Regions from separate parts of the Mus musculus genome. Here region 2 is linked to region 1. Evidence: chromatin loops called from intact Hi-C (ENCODE). Cell type or tissue: heart. All regions are shown on one strand.

Region 1 (2,500 bases):
AGAGGTATTTGCTGAATAAACAGAAAGGCAGGAAAGAGAAGTTGGGCTGGAAGGAGATAGAAGGGGGGCAATCATGATCTTAATCTGTGGTACTTTGAGTTGGATTCAGTAGAATCCAAGAGAAGGTAAGGGACACATGTAACTTTAAGGTAAAAACTGGCTGGTAATGTCGGGAGGGAGAATTCTGTGTGACACTCACTGGTCAGAGAATGAGCTTTTTCCACCAGCAGAGAAGGAGCCTTGACTCAGCAGCCCTGCCGGCTGGGAGGAAGAGTTCCAAGTGTGGAAATCTGCCTGCCGTGACTCAGGTGGGCCAGCAGCACCCTTCCATAGATGAGAGCCTCTTCCACAGGTAGAGCCTTTGCAAATGTTCTTATGCAGACACTCATTCTATCCTTCATTACACAAAGCCAAATTTTGCTCACAAGCATTTGAAGTCTCAAACTCATGGGTCTACTTATGTTGACCCACATAAGGGCTTCTTCTGTCTTCTCAAGGGCTTCTTCATACACTAATTTAGTTTATTCTGCCAAGAACACCAAGGATTCTTTACATAGCAAAAGAAGCTGCTCTGTATATGAGGTGAATACTCTGTCAGGTGAAATGAGTTCTCTTTTCTCCCCTTAAGCACATTCTCTAACTTCACAAACTCTGAGGGAAGAGAACTCACTTGAATTTGTTAGAAGGCAGGCTGTTCTTGACTGCAGTGAACCCCAAGCACAGCAGTGACATTTAACCAGCCTTCTCATCCATTGTACGAACTGTCACCCAGTTCATACAGATGCAGATTTTGAGGAAACAAAATGCAGCTGAGGCAGTCTGGGAGACTGGACCATCTTGGAGTAGCCACTTTGAAACTGTCCTGGATGCAGATTTTTTAAAATTTTTTTATTAGGTATTTTCCTCATTTACATTTCCAATGCTATCCCAAAAGTCCCCCATACCCTCCCCCCCCACCCCCCTACTCACCCACTCCCACTTTTTGGCCCTGGCGTTCCCCTGTACTGGGGCATATAGAGTTTGGAAGTCCAATGGGCCTCTCTTTCCAGTGATGGCCGACTTAGGCCATCTTTTGATACATATGCAGCTAGAGTCAAGAGCTCCGGGGTACTGGTTAGTTTATATTGTTGTTCCACCTATAGGGTTGCAGATCCCTTTAGCTCCTTGGGTATTTTCTCTAGCTCCTCCTTTGGGGGTCCTGTGATCCATCCAATAGTGGACTGTGAGCATCCACTTATGTGTTTGCTAGGCCCTGGCATAGTCTCACAAGAGACAGCTATATCAGGGTCCTATCAGCACAATCTTGCTAGTGTATGCAATGGTGTCAGCTTTTGGAGGCTGATTATGGGATGGATCCCTGGATATGGCAGTCTGTAGATGGTCTGTTCTTTTGTCTCAGCTCCAAACTTTGTCTCTGTAACTCCTTCCATGGGTGTTTTGTTCCCAATCCTAAGAAGGGGCAAAATGTCCACACTTTGGTCTTCATTCTTCTTGAGTTTCATGTGTTTTGCAAATTGTAACTTATATCTTGGGTATTCTAAGTTTCTGGGCTAATATCCACTTATCAGTGAGTACATATCATTTGAGTTCTTTTGTGATTGGGTTACCTCACTCAGGATAATGCCCTCCAGGTCCAACCATTTGCCTAGGAATTTCATAAGTTCATTCTTTTTAATAGCTGAGTAGTATTCCATTGTGTAAATATACCACATTTTTTGTATCCATTCCTCTGTTGAGGGGCATCTGGGTTCTTTCCAGCTTCTGGCTATTATAAATAAGGCTGCTATGAACATAGTGGAGCATGTTTCTTTCTTACTAGTTGGAACATCTTCTGGATATATGCCCAGGAGAGGTATTGCAGGATCCTCCGGTAGTACCATGTCCAATTTTCTGAGAAACCGCCAGACTGATTTCCAGAGTGGTTGTACAAGCTTGCAATCCCACCAACAGTGGAAGAGTGTTCCTCTTTCTCCACATCCTCGCCAGCATCTGCTGTCACCTGAACTTTTGATCTTAGCCATTCTGACTGGTGTGAGATGGAATCTTAGGGTTGTTTTGATTTTCGTTTCCCTGATGATTAAGGATGCTGAACATTTTTTCAGGTGTTTCTCAGCCATTCGGTATTCCTCAGGTGAGAATTCTTTGTTTAGCTCTGAGCCCCATTTTTTAATGGGGTTATTTGATTTTCTGGAGTCCACCTTCTTGAGTTCTTTATATATATTGAATATTAGTCCTCTATCTGATTTCGGATAGGTAAAGATTCTTTCCCAATCTGTTGGTGGCCTTTTTGTCTTATTGACCGTGTCTTTTGCCTTACAGAAGCTTTGCAGTTTCATGAGGTCCCATTTCTCAATTTTCGGTCTTACAGCACAAGCCATTGCTGTTCTATTCAGAAAAATTTCCCCTGTGCCCATATCTTCGAGGCTTTTCCCCACTTCCTCCTCTATAAGTTTCAGTGTCTCTGGTTTTATGTGGAAGAGCGGGACTTTTAAAAGCCAAG
Region 2 (2,500 bases), 260 kb before region 1:
GCCGCGAGGGGCCCCGGCCAGTGCCCTTCAGTGAGCGCTCGCCGGAGGACGGCAGAGAGCAGCCCGCTCACGGCTCCGGGATCTTGTGGCGAGTCAGGACGCGCCTGTCCCTCTGCCGGGACCCCGAGCCACCGCCGCCGCCGCCACCGCTCTGTCTCCTGCGAGTCAGCCTTCTCTGCGCGCTCCGGGCGGGCGGCCGCGGAAGCCGCTGGGGCGAGGACGGCGCAGGGCTGCTACTGCTACCCCCAGCCGGAGCGTCTGGAAGCCTGAAGGCCGAGCGGAGCAGCAGCACCCCTTATGCCGGAAGGATGCTGGAGAACAGCGGCTGCAAGGCGCTGAAGGAAGGAGTGCTGGAAAAGCGAAGCGACGGGCTGCTGCAGCTCTGGAAGAAAAAGTGCTGCATCCTCACCGAGGAAGGGCTACTGCTCATACCGCCCAAGCAGCTACAACAGCAGCAGCAGCAGCAACAGCCCGGGCAGGGGACGGCCGAACCGTCCCAACCTAGTGGCCCCACCGTCGCCAGCCTTGAGCCACCAGTCAAGCTGAAGGAATTGCACTTTTCCAATATGAAGACTGTAGACTGCGTGGAGCGCAAGGGCAAGTACATGTACTTCACTGTGGTGATGACGGAGGGCAAAGAGATCGACTTTCGGTGCCCCCAGGACCAGGGCTGGAACGCCGAGATCACGTTGCAGATGGTGCAGTACAAAAATCGCCAGGCCATACTGGCGGTCAAGTCTACCAGGCAGAAGCAGCAGCACCTGGTCCAGCAGCAGCCTCCGCAGACGCAGCAGATCCAACCCCAGCCCCAGCCGCAGATCCAACCCCAGCCCCAGCCGCAGATCCAGCCTCAACCCCAACCCCAGCCCCAACCTCAGCCCCAACCTCAGCCCCAACCCCAACCCCAACAGCTCCACTCCTACCCGCATCCGCATCCTCATCCTTACTCTCACCCGCACCAGCACCCACACCCGCACCCGCACCCGCACCCTCACCCTCACCCTCACCCGTACCAACTCCAGCACGCGCACCAGCCTCTTCACTCGCAGCCGCAGGGTCACCGGCTTCTCCGCAGCACCTCCAACTCTGCCTGAAGAGGGCGGCACCCGGGCCACTCAAGGTAAGGTCCTGGCAACCTGGGACACCTAGAAACGTGCCAGCATGGCTGTTGGGAAGAGTAGGAAGCTTGTTGACCGATTTCGCTCCCGAAGCAAAGTTTAAAAAAAAAAATCGTTTCAAGTTTCTGGAGAGGTGGAAAGAAGATGGGCAAGCCGGAGCTTGTAGAGGCAGGGCGGGGAGAGAAGAGCCGGAGGAATTCCGCCAGGGAGCAGGGCACGGGGACCACCTACCCACCACCGTGGTGATCACTCTTGTTCAGTGCCATCCTCCTTTGGGCTGCTTTATTGTGTGCCTCCGCACCAACGTAAAGACCTTGGTGTCCTTCTGGGCACTCGGTCCTTTGTACTGGCCGGGAGGGAACAGGGTCTTGACTCCTGAGTCACTCATTTCATTCCGTGTCCTTTCTTTCCAGGTTTTGAGGACTTCGGAAAGTGGGAAGAGTGCATTGCTATTCAGTTCACTTGGATCAAAACCAACAGAGTCTCCCCACCCCGCGCCTGATCAAGTAGTTTGGACTTCACCCGACGGATAACGCGCGCTTGCAGTTCCCTCGTAGTTTTCTGCATAATGTTCATCACAGTTGCAGGAAGCAGATTTTGCGTCGAGATGACTTTATTTATGGACCTTTGGAAGGATCACCTAACGTAATGGACCTTTGTAGGAACAATTTATGTACTGTAATTTTATTTTAATGTTATTTTGGATTATGATTATTTATTAGTTTTTTTATGCCTAATCTAAGACATTTCTGAATGTAGGCCACCTCCTCCCCCTCCTCGCCAAAAAGAAAAAGAAAAAAAGAAAAAAAAAAAAGAAACTTTATTTTCAGAAACAGATTTCTTAGTAAGCCCTGATCTTGGAAGAGAAAAAGGGAAAGGGGTGGTGGAGGGGGGCAAACATGAAAAAAAAATGGGTTCAGTATTCCCAGGACATTCTCATAAAGTCGACTCTTTCATTGTATTTGAAGACGTTGAAATTAAATTCTGATATTACTTTCAGTTTCTAAAGGTCTCTTTTTCATAGACGTGCTATGTAGTGTGTACAGATGTCTCTTTCTAAAGCTGAGTGGGTCAGAGTGTATAATTATGAAAACCTGGTGGTTACAATCCTGCTTTTTCTAGGAAGAAATCAGTATGAATGACACTGGGTTTGAAAACATTTAAATGCTACCCCAGCGGGAAGCCTGAGGCCTGGCTTGGGGGTGTGGTGAGTGGAGTCTGCTGGGGGGTGGGGGGGTTGTAGTGGCTGCATAGGAAACCAAATGTAGAGACCTGGAGCAGAGAGCTGGGCTCGGGTGCCCCGGGGATTCAATCCTAGCACCACAAAATCTCATTTTGATTGTGAGTATTAGTGCTTCCATTTTAAAATTAGGGGGTGCCCC

What was found. A loop is a pair of places that touch in the nucleus more often than their neighbours do. Peaks named below come from ENCODE experiments on the same cell type or tissue, not always from the same donor. Only the 100,000 strongest peaks of a DNase experiment are listed, where the experiment ranks them.
Region 2: it touches region 1 in a loop (2.7-fold over the local background); 4 of 42 quality-filtered maps call a loop at or near these places.

The regions. Positions count from the first base shown.
Region 1 is chr10:111,771,529-111,774,028 of GRCm38, forward strand. No RefSeq gene overlaps it. Among named protein-coding and RNA genes, the nearest start is that of Gm30624, 88 kb to the left of the region's middle. In heart, no CTCF peak of the experiment used is centred here; no DNase peak of the experiment used is centred here.
Region 2 is chr10:111,506,529-111,509,028 of GRCm38, forward strand. Phlda1 (pleckstrin homology like domain, family A, member 1) reads left to right here. Exons shown (of 2, transcript NM_009344.3): 1 at 1-1,120; 2 at 1,532-2,121. The coding sequence ends at 1,094. Among named protein-coding and RNA genes, the nearest start is that of Phlda1, 1.5 kb to the left of the region's middle. In heart, CTCF peaks have their summits at 40 and 1,108 (motif pointing right); DNase peaks (open chromatin) are centred at 3 and 1,043; H3K4me3 peaks cover 2,500 bases; H3K27ac peaks cover 2,500 bases.